Regions from separate parts of the Homo sapiens genome. Here all the other regions are linked to region 1. The links are chromatin contacts, found by Hi-C in ENCODE. All regions are on one chromosome and are shown on one strand. Each heading gives the region's core, a stretch centred on a gene start or an enhancer-like site at or near the end of the contact. The rest is flanking DNA. Distances are from core to core; before and after follow the strand shown.

Region 1 (4,887 bases), core at 775-3,274:
AATCGAATGTGACACACAGAAATGTCTCAAAAATCTCTAGGTAAGTAACTCGCATATACCCTTATCCTCCCTCCCCAAAGCATTGCAGGTGGTTAGAAAGGAGCGACCTCGGTTGGTTGGTTTCTTCTTCTTCCCTTCCTTTCTTAGGGGAAGGCTAGAGAGCAAAGAAACGACAAAAAAAAACAGGCCGGAAGAAGGAAAGCGAAAAGCATGAGGGCTGGACAATCAGCCCTTAAATAAACGAAAACTGTATCCAAATCAGATTAAGTTGAGAGACAGCGAACTGCTAAACACCTCCCCATAACTCTAACGTACCTGAAACCGCGAGTAGAGAAACCCGGCCGTACATCACATTCAAGCTCCCTTCCCTCCCAAAGTACTCACAGGTATAAGAGGCATAAAAAGAACTTCCCCACCCTCGCCAAGAGTAGCGCGGAAAAAAACTCACACTGGCCTGGGCCACGCTGGCGAAGCCGCCTGACCCTCCCCGCGCGACCAGGAACCCTCAAATGACTACCCCGCTCCTCAGGCCGGGGAAGGGGTGCCGGGGGAGCGAGGCTCGACTGGGAGGACCCGCCCGCCGTCGAGGCCCTACGTGCCCACCCGGCCCGGGGGCTTGGGCCCGCTCCGCACACTCTGGGCCCAGGCCTGGTACCCCGCGAAGCTCATCGCGAGCCCAGACCCCGGTCCGACGCCGCGCCCGGCGAGACCCGCACACTCCACTGAGCCACGGCGGCCGCCGCCGTACGGACCCAACCCCTATCTACCTGTCTTCGCTCTTGTTTTTCTGTTTCTTCCCCATTGCTTGTCAATGGCGCTCGTGGCCCCAGCCCCTCTATTCGGTCTCTCACAGACCCACTGTCTCCCGGCTGACTTTGGTCTCCGCTCAGCTCTTTTCCCCTCGTGCTGCCGCCGCTCGCACCCGGCTCTCCACAGACCCGCGCACTGGAACAGGACACATATGGTGTGAGTTCTCAGTGCGCAAGCGCATCGCCCAGCCGCCTCGGCGTGAGGACGCAGGGCGCGGCTCATCGAGAGCTGCGCTTCGGGTAGAGCGTCTCCGGTTGACCGGCCGACCAGGCAGCAGCCCGAGCGCCCCCTGCCCTCAAGCGTCCGCCACGAGCCGACACCCGCGGGTTTTCCACGTTCTAGAACCCGGAGGTGGACAATGAAGCTGTCAATTTCGCCACCTCACCCCTCTCCCAACGGGGAACGCACGCTTCGGTTCAGGAGTGGGCTTTGGGCTTCCCTTTATATCTTTGTATTCTCAGCCGCACGAAGTTCAGTAAAGAACCACAACGAACCAATAGAGTCCTCTGGGGGTTTGCGAGAGAGATAAATTCAGGACAAAATAGGGACCTCTCAGTAACATCCATGCATTATGCATTATGTACAGTCACTGAATAAAACAGAACAGGACACAGCCGATCAATTCCCTAACATAGGTCTTCAGCTTCACCCTCAAAGCGAGGGCGAGTTCTAAAAATTCCTGTGTTTCGAAGAGTCAAGAGGGGACCTACAGGGGTGGTGGAAAATGTTCTATATCTGGATCTGGCCGGTGATATTTTGGGTTTTAACTATGCAAAAGTTAATTGTGCTGTATATGTTTATGCCTCGACTTTAGGAAAAATGTTAACAAAAGAAAACAAAAAAAAGAAAAATGTTCATTCAACACTAACAGAATGGAAACGCAGTTCAAGCGTCACGGCTGAGCGAGAGCACAGCTGTCTCATTTCCAGTCTGGCGCACTGGACCGTGAATACTGAAGCACGCTCCTGAGAAAGTCCGGCCACGACAGCCTGCGCACTAAGAAACTGCAACTCCCACAATGCTTTGCGGCCTTCCAGTTCGGCCGTGTACCCGGAGGAAAGCAAGGGTCGGACACCTTGGGTTCCGGGCTGCTGGGCGGGAGGCGCACGCGCAGAACTGTTCGCCACCCGACCGCCCGCCCCTTCCTCTGGCGTCCAAGGTGATATCGCGCGAGGTTCGCAGCCAATAAGGAGGCGGATGTGACGGCCCGTTTGCAGCCGCCGGCAGCTACTGCAAGGCAAAAGCCGGAGTGGACGTGTCTTTTGAAACTGCTGCTCTTTCACTTCTCAGGCGTCACCGAGAGCTCAGGTGAGGCAGAGGGTAGTGAGAAGAATCCGACCACCACGTCCGGGTGCTGGTGAACATTCTGCTGCTCCACATCCGGAGCGGAGGAGGGGCGCGGCCCCAGCACCGGTGTCGGTGTCCTGGCAGAGGCTCTTGCGCAAGCGCACCAGGAGGCGTCGAAGTTGGGGCCACCGGGACTGTGCTTTCCTCTGTTTCCCCGGGCGCAGGGAGTGGCCGGCTTGCCATTGGGGAGGTACCTGGGGTTCAGTTAAGGACCAGGCCCCTTGATTGTTTTGGCGGATACCTGTAAGGGTGTCCAGGAAATGACTAGGGAATTTGAGGACGCGCTGTGTCCCGTCCCACCCTTCCAGCGGAGCTGTAAAAAGGAAGAATCAGAGGCTGTGGTTTGAAAAATGAAAAGCTAACGAGGGGTTGCATCGTCTCTTTACCCCATTCTCAATGCTCTGACCACCAACACCTACACCCAGAATAGCTCTTCTTAATCTCGTCTTTTTCCAGTTATCCCATAATTAAATTCTGGGCTCATTCTATAAAGTTCCAGGGTAGGCATTCTCTGTGCTTATCCCTGGAGCACAGCTTCCAACGTTCAATTCAGTATCTTATTATCTTCTCCTTCCAGCCCCCTCACTGAGGGTCACAGTCCTACTGACATTTTTCTTGGGCGATAGGGAGCGTGGAAATCTTTGCTGTGTTTGAAATACAGCACCTTTCCAATTTTATAGCACTCACGAGGAGCTTACAATTTGGTTTTTTAGACTCAAATACTTTTGAAACTTAACAGTGTAGTAATTTGAACAGAAGTCAGGCACGTGTTCATTCAACGTTAAATACATGTTTATTGAGTACCTGCTGTGTTCTATGGAGATACAAAGATGAAATCAAGTATGCTTTTCAAATCCTTTTCCTGTAAAGAAAAAGGAATCAGAATTGAAGTTTGCAAGAATATTTCTCTTCAGCTCAACGTTTATAGAGGGCCTGTGTGGGTCAGAATCTGTGTCAGAAGCTGAGTGAATGAATTCACAGTTTGTTGTGAAGTTTGGGGTGCTTCAGTATTATTTGCAAATGTATCATAGTTCATTGATATGCAACAGCCTCCTGCTTTGATAGGCAAATTATAAATCATTTCTGCAGTAATAACCCTGAGATACACATAAACTTGCCCTCTAATTGTTGGTATAAAATTTCTCGTACAAAATACTCCATTTCTTTTAAAAGAAGTAAAATTTTGGCCGGGCGCGGCTGGCTCACGCCTGTAATCTCAGCACTTTGGGAGGCCGAGGCGGGCGGATCACGAGGTCAGGAGATCGTAGCCATCCTGGCTAACACGGTGAAACCCCGTCTGTACTAAAAATACAAAAAGAAATTAGCCGGGCGTGGTGGCGGGCGCCTGTAGTCCCGGCTACTCGGGAGGCTGAGGCAGGAGAATGGCGTGAACCCAGGAGGCGGAGCTAGCAGTGAGCGGAGATGCGCCACTGCACTCCAGCCTGGGCGACAGAGCGAGACTCCGTCTCAAAAAAAAAAGTAAAATTTTGTACTAATTGCTAGTACAAAATACTCCATTTCTTTTAAAATATATAGTCATGTGCCACATAAGGACATTTCAGTTTTATGAGATTGTAATACTGTATTTATCGTACCTTTTCTATGTTTAGATACACAAATGCCATTATGTTACAGTTGTCTGCAGTATTCAGTACAGTAACATGCTGTACAGATTTGTAGCCTAGGAGTAATAGGCTGTATGGCATAGCCTAGGTGTGTAGCAGGCTGTACCATCTGGGTTTGTGTAAATAGTCTATAATGTTTGAAACAATATCAAAATCACCTAATGATGCATTTCTCAGAATGTATTCTCATTGTTTTGTGGGTTTTTGGTTTTTGGTTTTTGAGACAGGGTCTGGCTCTGTTGCCCAGGGTGGGGTGCAAGTGGTGCGTTCTCAGCCCACTGCAACCTCTGCCTCCTGGGCTCAAGGTATCCTCCTCCCACTTCAGCCTCCCTAGTAGCGGGGACTACAGGCACACACCACCGGGCCTGGCCAATTTTTCTATTTTTAGTAGAGACAGGGTTCCATCATGTTTCCCAGGCTGGTCTCAAACATCTGAACTCAAGTGATCTGCCCACCTTGGCCTCCCAAAGTGCTGGGATTACAGGCGTGAGCCATAGCACCCAGCCTAGAATATATTCCCATTGTTAAGTGATGCATGACTAATTGAGATAGGTCTTCCTTTCTAATCTGAATTAGTTCTATTTTGAAACTCTGATTTTACACAGAGGAGTGATGTTGGAAAAAAACCCAAAATTTAGAAAAGTATTTGGAGTGTTTTACATCAAAGTTAACACTGTCAGTAAATGGAAACCAGTATTAATTTTTGTGACCTCATAGACTTTTTTGTTAGGTAATGGGAGAACAGGAATGGACATTAATGCTCAGGGAACACCAGGCACTCTTCTTTACATAAATGGTAATGAGACGTCTTAGGAGTTAAATGAAACTCATTTGGGCAGCAGCCATGAAAAAAATCTGTGTTTTGCTCAACTGTACTCTGTGTTTAAGTAAAGTTTAATATATATATTTATGTGTAAAACCTCAGTAGGTATACCTTCCTATTGTTCGCAGTTGTTTCTGATTTCTCTTTCCCATTGGTAAAGAACACTGATTGTCAGTATATATCACTAGGTATAACTTCACAACTCATTTCTCTGTGGTTTGGTGATGGTCTTAAAGACTTGTCTTGGCTTTAGTATAGTAAAACATATGCTAAATCAGAAGC
Region 2 (4,887 bases), core at 992-3,491, 4.2 Mb after region 1:
GTTTAGTAGAGACAGGTGTGAGCCACTGCGCCCGGCCGCCAGTCTTAAAAATTTACAAACTGTATGATTCCATTTATGTGACATTCAGGAAAAGGCAAAACTATAGGGAAGGTAACAGAGCAGTGGTCACGGGTTGGGGTGGAAGAGGCATTTGACTGCAAAGGAGCAGTAAAAGGAATATTGAAGGTGATGGAGAGTGTATAGGCTGGTGAGGACTGGAGCCCCACCAACAGTGCTTTGAGATCAAATGGTGCACTAGAGCACTGAGCAGGAGAGAGAATATTCCTGGGGTAATGAATGTGCATTGTAACAAACAAGGGCCTCTGGATCAAGATCTGTCCCAAAGGACACAATGTAAGAGTGGGGAATTTCAGACACTGCAGCAGGCCTACAGAATGGGCATCAGGGAAAGGCAGTGGCCCTCAAGTTCTTCTGAAGTAGTTCCATTTCTAGTTCTGTTGAGCCATCAATGAGATGAAAATCTTTTCTCATTTGTCCATCCCCTCACCTTTTTGGTTCGGAGCACCGAAGATGGAAAAGCTCCTATATCAGCCATGGTTCCCAGACAATGTCCCCCTGCGTGGAAAAGGGCTTGCTTGCTGCGCCATCCTGGCCATCTGTGCCACTGGAAGTGCTGGCAGAAAAGTGAAACAGAGACTGCAAAAGCAGGAAAGGAGAATGGTCTCTTTGCCTTGATTTCGTGTTATTTTGTCTTTGCCTTGATTTTGTAAGTTATTTTGTCCTGAACTCCTAAATAGGGTTGATAAACCAATCTCTCTGTCCTCACAAGTGGCCCTTCTCTGGCTGAGGACTGCCTCCAGAAAACCACCGTTTTAATACTCAGACTGTGTCTTAGGCATTGGCGCTGCTATAACAGAGTGTCTTAAACTGGGGAATTTGTAAACAACACAAATTTGTTGTTCACAGTTCTGGATGCTGGGAAATGCAATATCAACGTGCCAGCCAGTTCAGGGGCTGGTGAGGGTACGTTTCTCATAGATGGCACCTTCTGTGTCCTCACATGGCAGGAGGAGCAAAGGGGGCTTAAGGCCCGTTTTTATTTTTATTTATTTATTTAATTTATTTTTTGAGACGGAGTCTTGCTCTGTCGCCCAGGCTGGAGTGCAGTGGCACGATCTTGGCTCACAACCTCTGCCTCCCGGGTTCAAGCAATTCTCCTGTCTCAGCCTCCTGAGTAGCTAGGATTACAGGCGTGCACCACCACGCCCAGCTAATTTTTAAATATATTTTTGGTAGAGACAGGGTTTCACCATGTTGGCCAGGCTGGTCTCAAACTTCTGACCTCAAGTGATCCGCCCGCCTTGGCCTCCCAAAGTGCTGGGATTACAGATGTGAGCCACCACGACCGGTCTAAGGGCTGTTTTTAAAGGGCACTAATCTCATTCATGAGGGCAGAGTCTTCCAAAGGCTCCACTTCTTAATACTATCACCTTGGGAGTTAGGTTTCAACATATGAATTTGAGGGGGACACATACATTCAGACCATAGCAGGCCGTTTTTCCATTTCTTTTGGGTCCTAAATGATATTTGTTTCTGGAGTAGGAGGGCGTTCAAAGTCCTCTTTTGTTCTTCAGCACCCTTCGCTGAATTCAGGGGCAGATGGAGAAAGGCAAGAGGCACGGGGCAGCCTGTAGAAGCAGTATCTAGCACTGAGTCCCCAGTATCCCCTAGGCACGCCAGGAGAGCCTCCTGGAAATCCTCACTCAGCAGATCCAGGGTAGGAACGCGGCTTCTGTTGAATAGCCTTACATCGAGATATGCAGGTTGGGGGCGGTGGCTCACACCTGTAATCACAGCACTTTGGGAGGCTGAGGCGGGAGGATCATCTGAGGTCAGAATTCGAGACCAGCGTGGCTAACATAGTGAAACCCCGTCTCCACTAAAAATACAACAAATTAGCTGGGCGTGGTGGCGGGAACCTGTAATCCCAGCTCCTACGGAGGCTGAGACACGAGAATTACTTGTACCCAGAAGACAGGTTGCGGTGAGCCGAGAGCGCGCCCCTGCACTCCCACCTGGGCGACAGAGTGAGGCTGTCTCCCCCCTCCCCCCAAAAAACGAGAGAGATATGAGGCTCAGCTACCAAAGTCACGCGCGAGAAGGGAAATGCTTGTAGGTCCCTGCCCTTGGGGGAGAGCGGAGTGAAAACCGGCGCGTGGCCGGCGAGCACGGCCCCTCCCAGCGGAGGTCCTACAGGCGCCCGCGAGCCCCGCCTCTCCAGCTTCGCCGCGCCAGCACCCCGCCACCGGCGCTGGCTCTGAAGGGCCCCGGCGGCGGCCGCGTCTGCGCAAGCTCGGGACGGCCTCGGGAGGCGGGGCTGGCGCGGGGCGGACGCGGGGGCTGGCGCGGGGCGGACGCGGGGGCTGGCGCGGGGCGGACGCGGGGGCTGGCGCGGGGTGGCGGGCGGGGGCTGGCGCGGGGTGGCGGGCGGGGGCTGGCGCGGGGTGGCGGGCGGGGGCTGGCGCGGGGTGGCGGGCGGGGCCTGGTCCTGTGAGCGTTCGGAGACTGCGGGCGCGCAGACCTGTACTGGGCCCGCGCCCCGGCCCCTTACAGAGCTGGGTGTGTCCCTCCGAGTGCCCCCCGCTAGGGACTGTGCAGGCCGGAGCTAGGCAGGGACAGCGGGGCGAACCGGGCTGATAGAGTCGGTCCCTGCTCCTGTGAGGCTCTCACCGAATCCCTGCTGTTTCCGGGCAGCTGAAGAGCGCTGGGCCCTCGCGTCGCGGGCGTGGCTGTGGCCGTGTCTCCTGGTAGTCTGAGCCCACTGTGCGTGTGGATCCACGTGGGAGCTGGGTTCCAGAGCCTGGTCCTGAGGAGGAGCCGAGCCGGGGGTAGGAGGCCGGACTTGGCGAGGGAAGAGCACGACCCCGGGCAGCAGTGCGCCGCGCTGGGCGCACCGGGGTTTGCCGGCCCTGCTCTGGGCCCTGCAGGTCCGCTGGCCCCGCCGCGCCTAGTGGGGATGCCCCGTGTCCCCCAGGCAGCCCCAGCCTGCGTCCCGCTCCCTGAACCCTCGGGAGGACCACAGGGCTGTGGCCGAAAGACAGAGATTTGGACCTAGTGAAAGGACGCCGCTCCTTAGCCCCAGCTATGGACTCCACAGCATCAGGTTTGGCTCTGGAGCGTGCAGAGGGCCAGGAGCCCTCTTGGGGAGCTAGTACCGAGCCCGATATCAGGAGGACCCCAGGAAGAGGCCGGGGAATCCCACTGAAGGGTGAGGCTGTACTTCATCTGCCTTCCGTGTGGCGACATCTAACCTTCCAGACCCAGAAGGCTGAAGCCGCAGTCTCCTGGGTCTGGCAGGGGTCTCTAGATGACCGTGGCGGAGGTGGAGGGGATGGCCATGGAAAATTGTCCCAATGGCCAGAGGAGAGCAGAAGAGGATCTGATCTCTTCCTGCTGCGGCAGGGAGAGGGCAAGCAAACCCAAGAGGGAGTGGCCCTTGGCCAGGGATCAGAGGACGATAGGGCCATTTGGAGCCTTGTCATCCACCTCCTTAATCACCTCACTAATAAGGTTCTTCCAGTCGTTCTAGCTCAGCGGTGTATAAGGTCAGCAGTGTACATGGTGGGTATCTCCTCTGAGCCCCTTCCCCCAATAGCGTTGGGGGCAGGGCAATCCAGGTGACCCAGGAGGTTTTAAGCCAGTCCTAAGTTTAGAACGTCCTATCTCTAACCAGGTGGGCATTTTAATCCGACTGTTCATCCTTCAGTGCACATGCTCAAGGACACATAACTGGCCAGTGGAAGAACTGGGCCCAGTCCGTGGGCTTCCCACCCCCTCTTTTTTCCTTTATACCCTTGTTAATCAGTGTGGCTCTGGGAACAGCAGAGGCATTGCCCAGAAGTTCTCTAGAATTGCAGACTCTGGGGCCCCACACATCCTCAAACAGTGTCTTAGCAAGTCTTGAGCCAGAGTTTAACAAGATCCTCAGGGATCCACACACACATGAAGCTTGAGGAATGCCTAACTGTGCTATGCTTACACCCATGTTGTTAGCCTTAACTACTTCTCTGGCATGGTTTGGGTTAGTTTTTTTGTTTGTTTTAAGGCTTTTATGAACAGTATGATGCAAAGCTTTATAATGAAGGAGCTCTCAAGTGTGTTGCAGAGACCTAACAGAGCTTGGGAACACCAGGGGCAGCTTCTCAGAAAGAGGTGGCCTCTGAGCTGGGTTCCCAAGGATGAGGGGAGAGGTGTAACTTCCTCCCCTTAAAGCCTCATAATCCTGCATGGCCTTGCCTTGGGTCTTGTGTAATTGTTAACCTGTAGGCTAGATTTAAAGTTCCTTGAAGTTCTTTTCCATATTTATATTTCCAAAAGTCCTAGGAGATGACCTGCATACAGTATGCCCAGTAAATAACTTCAGTGGTATGGCCAGACTGGTCACACTTCACTCACTTGTAGACTGATGTGGGCTGTGGACAGGTGGGAGCCTCATGCAGCTGTGTACAGGGGCACTTCTCTCAATGTTTGAAGGCTAGAAGCTGCCTCTCAGATCCTTTTGATCCACTGGTGTCCTCAGAACAACGGAGGTGACATTCAGAGCTGTTCTGGGTCTCAGGCTTGGGAAGTCTGAGAGCTGTGTGTGCTGGCTGGGTCAGCTTCCCTTATGTCTCCTTCTACCTTCCCAGCTTCCCCTTCTCAGAATCCTGCTCTTCCTCCAGAGAGATTCCCAGGAGAAGAGGGAACAACCAATTCATTCCTGAAAGCCAGGCCTCGGGTGAGTTGTATTCTTAATTTTTCCTCAAATGCCTGAACGATGGTTAGCTTTGCCTACTTTTCACCAAAAAGTAGCCTCTTTTTTCACTAAGGGAACTGACCCAATGCTGTCTCTGCAGGAGGCTGAGCCCATCCAAGTGAATGATGGCT
Region 3 (4,887 bases), core at 2,071-4,570, 3.1 Mb after region 1:
ATGATAGAACTGATTTGTTTACAAAATAAACCGCAGTCTTATTGTACTTGGCCTGATGATTTGCATAAAGTGAAGCAAGAATAATTATTTTTCACATAGGCTTTGTTTTTTTTTTTGAGATGAAGTCTTGCTTCGTGGCCCAGGCTAGAGTGCGGTGGTGCGATCGTGGCTTACTGCAACCTCCGCCTCCCAGGCTCAGGCGATTCTCCTGCCTCAGTCTTCCAAGTATCTGGGATTACAGGTATCTGCCACCACGCCCAGCTAACTTTTTGTATTTTCAGTAGAGACAGGGTTTCACCATGTTGGCCAGGCTAGTCTCAAACTCCTAACATTGTGATCTGCCTGCCTTGGCCTCCCAAAGTGCTGGGATAACAGGTGTGAGCCACTGCGCCTGGCCTTCACATAGGCTTTTAAAATTGGCTTTGATGGAACTCTGTTCCATAAGAAATCTTAGATAAGACCTTTTTAAAGCCAAGCCCAGCCATGGGTTTGTACCCTCGAATACCTATGAGTTGGGTAAATTCCTCTCCTCTTGAGGTGTCAAGATAACTTAGGTCTCCTGAGCCTGTTAGAAAGTGACATTCTTTACTTACCACAGGTCAGGAACCTCGTACAGGGACTGTGTTGACATAGTATGAGGCCAGATTTCCCAAGGGGCTCTATAAGTCAATTTTTTGGCTTATTGGCTCTATAAGTCAACTTTGTTTTTTTTTTTTTTGAGACGGAGTCTCGCTCTGTCGCCCAGGGTGGAGTGTAGTGGCGCGATCTCGGCTCACTGCTGCAAGCTCCACCTCCCGGGTTCACGCCATTCTCCTGCCTCAGCCTCCCGAGTAGCTAGGATTACAGGTGCCCACTACCACGCCCGGCTAATTTTTTGTATTTTTAGTAGAGACGAGGTTTCACCGTGTTAGCCAGGATGGTCTGGATCTTCTGACCTCGTGATCCGCCCGCCTTGGCCTCCCAAAGTGCTGGGATTAAAAGTGTGAGCCACCATGCCCGGCCTAGAGCTCTTTTTTCTAAGAAAAAATCCTTTTAAGGCCAGGCACGGTGGGTCATTGAATCGTGAATTCAATGGGTGGTCTCTGAGCAGTCACCCTGAATCAGGCCTGTTAAACTTCTTTCAGGGCTCACTGAATGTGACTAGATAAATAAGGAGTGTTCTCCAAGTTAGGCCTGCTGGATTTTCATCAGCAATTCCTTCAGAGATCCCCTCCATATATACAAACACACACACGAAGACAAGACAGACAGAAGGCCTTCCAAATTAAGGTCCCTAACCAAGAACTCCAAGAGTACCCCTTCCAAACTATCCTCCTATTCTCCATCTGACAAATCTCCCTGAAATATTCCTGATTGAGAAGTCTCCCGAACCAAGACTCTTCCTAGTTAGGGACAGCCAACTGGGATGCCCCAGGAGCCAAACTGAGACAGACACCCCATGGTGGAGCTACAGACACCCACCATGTGGCTACAGAATCAGTCCGGAGAAGGAAGGAGGCACTGGCAGCACCTAGGATACTCAGCAACCTGCCACCCCATGATGGGGCTATAGCTACAGACACTCCATGACCTGGCTACAGCGCCCCGCTATGGAGCTACAGATACCCTGTGACAGGGCTACAGTTATGGGATGTCTCCCCAGGACTATTTCTCCATTGCGATTAAGTCCATGCATATTGGGCTAGCAGTGCCCCACTGGCAGAGACGGTGCCAGAGTTAGCCCCTAGTCCAAGAGAACTATGTGGCCGCTTAGGCTGGCCTCTGGATCTGTCACCAGAGGTGGGGCTACCGAACCATGGACAGGTAGCCACAAGGGGTATCCCAGACGAACCCCCAAATTTGTAACCGTACAATGGGTTCACCTTGCCCACTGCCTAGACAGAGCCGATTTATCAAGACAGGGGAACTGCAATAAAGAGTAATTCACGCAGAGCCCACTATGAGACTGGAGTTTGTTTCAACATTACTCAATCAGTCTCCCTTAGCATTCCGGGATCAGAGTGTTTAAGGATAATTTGGTGGGTGGGGGAAGGCCAGTGAGTCCAGAGTGTTGACTGGTTGGGTCGAGATGAAATAATAGGGAATTGAAGCTGTCCTCTTGCACTGAGTTGGTTCCTGGGTGGGGGCCACAAGGTCAGATGAGCCAGTTTATCCATCTGGGTGGTGCCAGGATCCAACCAGTGCGGGGTCAGCAAAATATCTCAAGCACTGATCTTAAGAGCAGTTTAGGGGGATCACAATATCGTAGCCTCCAGCTGCATGACTCCTAAACCATAATTTCCAATCTTATGGCTAACTTATTAGTCCTACAAAGGCAGTCTAGTTCCCAGATAAGAAGATTTGTTTTGGGAAAGGGCTGTTATCCTCTTTATTTTAAACTATAAACTAAGTTCCTCCCAAAATTAGTTCACCTAAGCTCAGGAATGAACAAGGACAGAAGCAAGATGGAATTGGTTAGGTCAGATCTCTTTCACTGTCTCAGTTTTAATTCTGCAATGGCGGTTATCACTGGGAGCCCCCAGCCCCCGCAGAGACATGCGGAGCCCCGCCCCCACCCTGCACTCTAATAAAGAAGGGGGCCAGCGTGCCGGCCTCTTAAAACAAGTTAACACCTGGCAGGATTCTAACAGGAACCTGGCCAGGTTTCTCCGCGGGGCGGGGCTGGGACGGCCGGAAGATGGCGGCGACGGCGGCAGCCGGGTCCGAGGGTCACTCTCCAATGCGCCCTTGACGGCTCTCGCCGCCGAGCCACCTACCTTGCTAGCAGGCGGCCTCCGCGCATGCATGAAGGGGCAGGAGGGGGCGGTGACGAGCACTTCACGGCGCCAATGAGCACCCAGGAGCCCAGGTCGCGCCCAATCACGGCCCAGGTGGCGGAGAAAAAGTAGGGTGCGCGCGCGCCGCGCGTGTGGCAGTCGCGGAAGGCGCGGGAGCTTGCGTGCTGCTGGGCCTGAGCTGTCTGTCTCGTTTCTGTCCGCGCGCCCTGCATCCCGGCCCCGGGCGCCCGCTGGAGGTCGCCGAGGAGCCACAGGGCTGACTGGTCTGCTGCCCGGGCCCAGGAGTGCCTGGTGTAGCAGTCGCGGAGCCATCCCGGCGTCTGCTGCCATGACCGACTCTCCCCTCAGAGGAGACTCTTCCTCAGCGGTGGCTGCAGAGACAGATGAGCGGCGGCTCCTGGCCGCGGGACCGTGAGACGGGTTCGTGGCCGGCCATTTAGGGGGACGCTGCGACCACCGCCTGCGCCCCTCCGGACTGGTTCCTTGGGCCCCGGAAGCTCGCGGCGGGCCCTGCGGGAGGCGGCATGCTCCCGCGGAGGCTGCTGGCCGCCTGGCTGGCGGGGACGCGGGGCGGGGGCCTGCTGGCGCTTCTGGCCAATCAGTGCCGCTTCGTCACGGGCCTGCGCGTGCGGCGCGCGCAGCAGATCGCGCAGCTCTACGGCCGCCTCTACTCCGAGAGCTCACGCCGCGTTCTCCTCGGCCGCCTCTGGCGCCGGCTGCACGGCCGTCCTGGCCATGCCTCTGCCTTGATGGCGGCGTTAGCCGGCGTCTTCGTTTGGGACGAGGAGAGGATCCAGGAGGAGGAGTTGCAGAGGTGGGCGCTGCGGCGAGCTCTTTCTGGGCCGTGGGGTGGGGGGGCTTGTGAACCCTGGGGCCTGCCCTGTGGTCGTTGGCCCTTGTTTACCCGGTGGTCTTTTAATTGGCAATACAGTCGATTGAACCTGCTTCAGCAAACCGCGTTGTTATTTGTCTCTGTGTGTCAATTTGCATTTGTCGGGTTATAAAATAGAACTGAAAGTGTGTAGGCTGGTGTGTAGGAGGGAGACTTTGAGTGGGGCGAGCAAGACAGTAAAGAAACAACACTGTAGAAATCAATTAGATAGCGAAGGCATGGAGGCCCTTGTTCATGTAATCTGTAATCTTTAACACAACCAGAAAGGTGCAAATTCAAAACAAATTTTAAATTTGGCCTAAGGGTGGTGGGCTGCTATTTGCAAAATGACTTCAATCCAGATGGGACTCAGGCCTGTGAGAAAAGCCAGGAGAGCCCTCTGTCATCGTGACTCGTGGCAAAATTGAGAGCCTGGAAGCGATTTTGTCCAGGTTACACAAACCAGCAGCCCAGACATTTGAACCTGTAAGAATTAGGTCAGATTTTTGCGACGTTAACTAGAACTTTGGGAATAGTGTCCCATTAGACTCTGAAGTCATGCTGTCGTCATCAAAACTGTGAAAAGCCCAGTACCATTGATTACGTTTGTTAATCTGTAGTTCTGAGACTGTAGTTTCCAGGTAATGTCATGGGGAAACTTTGCTTTGGTTTTTGGTTTACCTTGTGTCTGTATTTTCTTTGCAACAGATATTCTTAAACTGTGCCCTCCCTGCACAGAAAGTACTTTGCCGTGATTTCGGGAACCAGAGACAATCCCCTCCCTCCGCAGATTCCACACTCGCCTGTTTATTCTTGATATTTCCTCCACAGGGAAACAACCTGTTATTCCACATTTTTTGTTAGGTTAAAAATGGAAATACCCCAATAAAGTTTATACCATGGCCTGTGTGGGAGGTGTAACACCCAGATGCCAGGCAGCTATTTGTGCCACACTATGAATTGTGGGTAAATGCAAGTCTATCTTAAGAACTGGGAATACTTTTCCTAGCAGGAAAGATAACTTTTATAAATGCAACTTAAAATAATAACCACAAACAACCTTATTCACAAAAAAGTTAAGCTATCAAAGCGTGATAGGTATTTTGCCTAGTTCCTATTAGTATTCTTTTGCTACTTGGCCATTGGTTATAATCACAGTCTCTTGGGTGTGGGAAATAAAAGAATAGGAAGAAAACTTCTAAGTTGACAAATTATCATTAACTTTTAATTTTCATTTTT
Region 4 (4,887 bases), core at 1,028-3,527, 3.1 Mb after region 1:
CCGGTACAGCTTCACTGTGTCATCATAGCTGGCAGAAGCTAAGAGCTGGGGGAAGAGTGAAAGGAAACCCAACATGTGTCTGTGTGGCCCAGGAAGCAAAGGACAGGTCAGTTCCAGGTATCTGCTTTTATTTTATTTTATTATTTATTTGAGATGAAGTTTGCTGTTGTTGCCCAGGCTGGAGTGCAATAGCACGATCTCGGCTCACCGTAACCCCCGTCTCCTGGGTTCAAGTGATTCTCCTGCCTCAGCCTCCCGAATAGCTGGGATTACAGGCATGTGCCACCATGCCCGCTAATTTTGTATTTTTAGTAGAGACGGAGTTTCACCATGTTGGCCAGGCTGGTCTCGAACTCCTGACCTCAGATGATCCACCCACCATGGCCTCCCAAAGTGCTGAGATTATAGGTGTGAGCCACCACACCCAGCCGGATCTGTTTTTATAAAGGGACTAATGTTTTTTGTTCACAGATGGAACTCTCCGTAAAAGCTAGATTAAGGCTGAAAAGCAGAGGAAGGCTGGGCACAAGCCTGCACACCAGAGCCCTTCCCACAAGAGTCCCTGCTTGACTCTTACCTCCTGACTTGGGTGCCAAACCACATGCTTGACATCCTGTGTGTGGGAGTTGAGAACACTGACACATTCATACTCATCCTCTTCATCAACTGTGGGAGAGAAAAAGGGGACCCAAGAGCCGACCCTGTCAGGGACACAGAGGGGGCTGTCAGGTGGTTCCCAATCCACCTGGAGGGACCTGGCCTCACCTTCCCAGACCCAAACGCTCTTATCTCGGCTGCAAGTGGCCAGGAGGTTGCCAGATGGGGCCCAAGCCACTGACTTGACCTCATTTTCATGGCCCTCGAGAGTGGTTACACACTGTGAAAGGGGAAAGAAAATGAGAATTAACAGCAGCTAACACCCCTAAGCCCCTTCCCATGGGTACAGCCCAACTGGCGCAGGTTGGCTCAGGTTCCTGAACCAGCCCTGGGGAGGAAACAGGCAATAATTCTGGTCCCAACCAGCCTGGGTACCTCAAAGTCATCCTGGTTCTTCTTCCAAATGCAAGTGGTAGCATCAAAGCTGGCAGAGGCCAGGTAATTACCGCAGGGGGACCAGGCTACCTTCCGCACGGTGCGCTGGTGGCCTTCAGAAAGGACAGACTTGCAGATCCAGCTGTCACCTAAAGGCGGAGCGCAGGCCAGGCTCTGGAGCTGGGTGCAGCACCATGAAGCCATTCAATATCAGGGGCTAGCACTGGAATCAAGCTAGTGGGGGAAAGCTCAGGGAGTGTATTTCACAGCTTTTACAAAGATGCAAATGAATCTACTTCGTCTGGAAGCTTTTTTTTTTTTTTTTTTTTTTTTTTGAGACGGAGTTTTTGCTCTGATGCCCAGGCTGGGGTGCAATGGCACAATCTCGGCTCACTGCAATCTTCGCCTCCTGGGTTCAAGGGATTCTCCTGCCTCAGCCTCCCGAGTAGCTGGGATTACAGGTGCCCGCCACAACGCCCAGCTAATTTTGTAGTTTTAGTAGAGACGGGGTTTCACCATGTTGGCCAGGCTGGTCTTGACCTCTTGACCTCAGGTGATCTACCCGCCTCTGCTTCCCAAACTGCTAGGATTACAGGCGTGAGCCACCGCGCCCAACCTCTGGAGGCATCTTTCTAAAACAAATCTGATCTAAAATTGCTATTGGTTCCCCAATGCCCTCGGGATAAAATGTGACCATCCAGTCGCAAGTTACTCTGAAGGCCACTTTCCTAACACCTCTCTTTTCCCATTTTCCTGCCTCTGCAGCTAACACAATTCCCTTGACATTTCAGCTTGTCTGCTGACGTTTTTCCTCCCAACAGTCGCAGACTTCTTTGCCTGTAAAGCCCTTCTCGGCGTGGCTAACATCCCACTCTCCCTCCGCCAGGAACAGGTTCAGCCTCCCCTGCAGGCTGAGCGCCTGCACTACGCGCAGGCTGAGCCCTCAGCGCTGAGGGCCGCGCAACCAGGCTGGGCCTTACCCTCCGTGCCCCAGATGCGGATTCTCCGGTCGCCGCCGCACGAGGCCAGCAGGGTCCCCGCGGGGTTCCAGGCCAGGAACCAGCAGCGGGAGTCCGGGTGCGCCGGGACACGGCCCAGCAGCACCAGCGAGTCCTTCATGTCGGCCCGACGCAGGGGGAGGTGGGGGCGGGCAGAGTCCGCTGAGCAGACAGCGGGTCTCACCGCGCGCGTCTGCGTACCGCCCACTCCAGGCTTCCGCGGCCGACAGAGGCTCCCGCTTCCGCCGGAGGACCTGGGTCGCCCCGGAAACTCAACTGCCCACTGCTGCGGCCGCCATACCCTCTGGGAGTTGTAGTCGCTCCCCTCACCTCGGCAGGGAAAGCATCGCGGGACCGCCTCGAACTACCAGTCCCGTGAGGCCCTGCGCAGAGCCGGCGGCGCGCCCAGGCTGTGACGCGCGCGGGGGACGGGGCGGGGAGCCGGAGGAGGCGGAGGCAGAGGAGGAGGAAGCCGGAAGTGCATCGGCCCCGGGTCTGTCCGGGCGTTGCGGGATTGGGGCCTGGGAACGCTCGGCCCCCGGCAGCCGAGAAGCCCGTGACTGGGCTGAGCAGCACCATCCCAGCCCTGGGGCCTGCTGACTGGTGAGGAACAGTGGGCGGCGTGGGGAGGGTCTTTTCTGCGCACAGGTCGCACCCCAAACCGCCGGTCCCAGATCACGGGTCCCCGATCCCCGCGGCCCAGCCCGGTCCTCCGCCCCTCGGCATCCTCTGGCTGAGACCCTGACTCCGGGTCTTTGCTCTAGCAGTAGCCGATCCCCGATCCCTCCGCCCCCCACTCGAGTCTGCCCAGACCCCATCTGGCCCCTGGCCCTCTTCGGTTGTCGTCCCGCAGTCCCATTCCGGAGTCTCCTGTCTCCGCCCCCCGAATTCCCGCAGCCCTCCCCGTCTCCGTCAGCCCCGGGTCCCACCCCCCTATCCTCTGGTGTCAACCCTGACAGCCCAGTCCCGGCTTCACCTGCAGCGAACCCGGAGCGTTGCTATCCTCCACCGGACTGTCAGGCTCTGCGCGCCCCGCGGAGGTCGGCGGCGACCAGCAGCGACTGCGGAGCGACGGCGGGCGGCCCCGGGCATGTACGCCCCCGGAGGCGCAGGGCTGCCCGGCGGGCGCCGGCGGAGGAGCCCGGGAGGCAGCGCTCTGCCCAAGCAGCCGGAGCGTAGCCTGGCCTCGGCCCTGCCTGGCGCCCTGTCTATCACGGCGCTGTGCACTGCCCTCGCCGAGCCCGCCTGGTTGCACATCCACGGAGGCACCTGTTCGCGCCAGGAGCTGGGGGTCTCCGACGTGTTGGGCTATGTGCACCCGGACCTGCTGAAAGGTGAGGGTGCTGCGCGCTGGCCCTTAAAGCCTCGGTGGGGGACAGAATGTGTTCTGGCTGAAGCAGAGATAGCCAGGGACCAGACACTTGGTTGAAGGAAACGGCCCCATAACTGCCTGGTGTTCATGCCCACCAGGTGGCTCTGTTTGGGGTCCGGCCCCTCATTAATTCTGATGTTATTCAGCTAAGCACCTACTCCTCACAGCCATGTTAATCCGGACTGCTGCTATTTTAGGATTCTGCTGGAGGAAGGACGCTGTGTATCGAGAAAAGATAAGGGTGCTAGGTATCACAGTTAGCTGGCCTCTTCTAAGGATCCTGTGAAATACGGAAAAGCTTCTTTGGGGCAGACTGATTAATGGAGAAAAAGGAACTTTTAATATGACTAGGTTTTAAAAGATATCTTAGAGTTCTATGGTAATCGGATGCGTATTAGAGAAGAAGGGAATCTGTGGCATTTTAGGTAATCGGAAGACCGTTCCATTGCCACCCGCAGTACAACAGTCGGAATGTGGCTCTTGGAACCATTATAGGTGTGCCTGACAGAGGCAAGGTTGCTTTGTTCATCATCATGCTTTCCGGCCAGATAGACAGCAGACGATGGGAGGGTCCTATGGGCCCCATAGTTTATCCTGCCCATTCTTGTCTCCAGTAAAAATTGTGAAGTGTGAGGACAGGACTGGACTGTATCACCTGCTTTTTACCCTAACAATGATCAATGTACCCCAAACAGTCCTTAGTAACAGCATAGTTCATCAACCCCAAGGTCTTTTGAGCCATCTTGAAGGTCTTATATCCTCTCTGTGCTATCCTGTCTGTGCTATTCCCTGGCTGTGATGCATTCCAGATGTTTACTGCACCGCCTATCAGAAGCACTTCCTGTTAGATATCTGCGTGTTACCTCCTGAAGAATTCAGGCACTGGGATTTGGTGAAAAGGTCCAAGTTCCCCGCTGTGCATCGGACCATACTCTGCTTCTGCAGGTCTAGGCTGAAAAGCCTCATCCTTGTGGCCAAATGTTGCCTTTCTCTGAGTGTTCTCTTACTGTTTTGCATCTCTCTTGAGTTTTAGAAGCTGTAGGGTGATTTTGTAGAAGGTTGGGGACAACTGGTTGTTTCCAGATTTCACCTTAATGGTACTCTTTGCTGGGTTGGCTCATTAAAGCCAAAGTTATGCACACGACAGAGGCCTTATATGCAGCCTTTTCTCTGTCATGTTGCTAATGGCACAAAGAGCATTAAGCTTGAGTGAGTCTTGGTGGTTTTTCTTTTAGCACATTGCCCTGTACTTGCTTTCTTTGAAGCACACATACCACCTTCCCACCACTAGACCCATCAGATCTAGAAAGCTAGATCTCCGAAATCTAGCACTGCATGGGGTGTGCTTAGCTGTGGCTCAGAAAAATGAAGGATCTCCCCAAGGCTACCCAGTTTAGGGTGGCAGAGCTGGGACTACCCCACCTCTGTTGATGCCAATATAAAATGATGCCGTGTCATTTATAGTTTTTATCCTTTGTTTTACTT

Evidence for each region. Hi-C counts contacts between places; a loop is a spot of excess contacts on that map. Pooled maps may share reads with other maps.
Region 2: a map of CD8-positive, alpha-beta T cell shows a loop between it and region 1 (9-fold over the local background). The contact joins the promoter of ZNF514 here to the promoter of TXNDC9 in region 1. A Hi-C loop is called at or near these places in 1 of 168 maps with a recorded cell type or tissue (CD8-positive, alpha-beta T cell), 1 of 37 single-sample maps with no recorded cell type and 10 of 50 pooled maps.
Region 3: a loop to region 1 is called in a map of CD4-positive, alpha-beta memory T cell, with 19 times the contacts of the local background. The contact joins the promoter of STARD7-AS1 here to the promoter of TXNDC9 in region 1. A Hi-C loop is called at or near these places in 1 of 168 maps with a recorded cell type or tissue (CD4-positive, alpha-beta memory T cell), 1 of 37 single-sample maps with no recorded cell type and 8 of 50 pooled maps.
Region 4: a map of B cell shows a loop between it and region 1 (25-fold over the local background). The contact joins the promoter of CIAO1 here to the promoter of TXNDC9 in region 1. A Hi-C loop is called at or near these places in 3 of 168 maps with a recorded cell type or tissue (B cell, CD8-positive, alpha-beta T cell and gastrocnemius medialis), 3 of 37 single-sample maps with no recorded cell type and 14 of 50 pooled maps.

The regions. Positions count from the first base shown.
Region 1 is chr2:99,333,470-99,338,356 of GRCh38, reverse strand. TXNDC9 (thioredoxin domain containing 9) reads left to right here and starts at 2,024. Exons shown (of 5, transcript NM_005783.4): 1 at 2,024-2,118. It overlaps EIF5B (eukaryotic translation initiation factor 5B), which reads right to left and starts at 968. Exons shown (of 24, transcript NM_015904.4): 1 at 768-968. The coding sequence starts at 802. RefSeq lists enhancers at 770-879, 586-1,087, 1,100-1,209, 1,230-1,309, 1,320-1,369 and 5 more and a silencer at 540-699.
Region 2 is chr2:95,157,202-95,162,088 of GRCh38, reverse strand. It overlaps ZNF514 (zinc finger protein 514), which reads left to right and starts at 2,241. Exons shown (of 5, transcript NM_032788.3): 1 at 2,241-2,849; 2 at 4,650-4,738. RefSeq lists a silencer at 2,165-2,414.
Region 3 is chr2:96,206,849-96,211,735 of GRCh38, reverse strand. STARD7-AS1 (STARD7 antisense RNA 1) reads right to left here and starts at 3,320. Exons shown (of 4, transcript NR_046322.1): 1 at 2,757-3,320. It overlaps STARD7 (StAR related lipid transfer domain containing 7), which reads left to right and starts at 2,909. Exons shown (of 8, transcript NM_020151.4): 1 at 2,909-3,591. The coding sequence starts at 3,302. RefSeq lists silencers at 2,663-2,882, 3,233-3,492 and an enhancer at 2,625-3,215.
Region 4 is chr2:96,263,615-96,268,501 of GRCh38, reverse strand. CIAO1 (cytosolic iron-sulfur assembly component 1) reads right to left here and starts at 2,277. Exons shown (of 7, transcript NM_004804.3): 1 at 2,013-2,277; 2 at 1,033-1,181; 3 at 766-877; 4 at 578-666; 5 at 1-45. The coding sequence starts at 2,151. It overlaps TMEM127 (transmembrane protein 127), which reads left to right and starts at 2,505. Exons shown (of 4, transcript NM_017849.4): 1 at 2,505-2,633; 2 at 2,990-3,364. The coding sequence starts at 3,121. RefSeq lists enhancers at 1-1,088, 1,686-1,965, 2,196-2,385 and silencers at 2,616-2,665, 2,676-2,885, 2,936-3,245.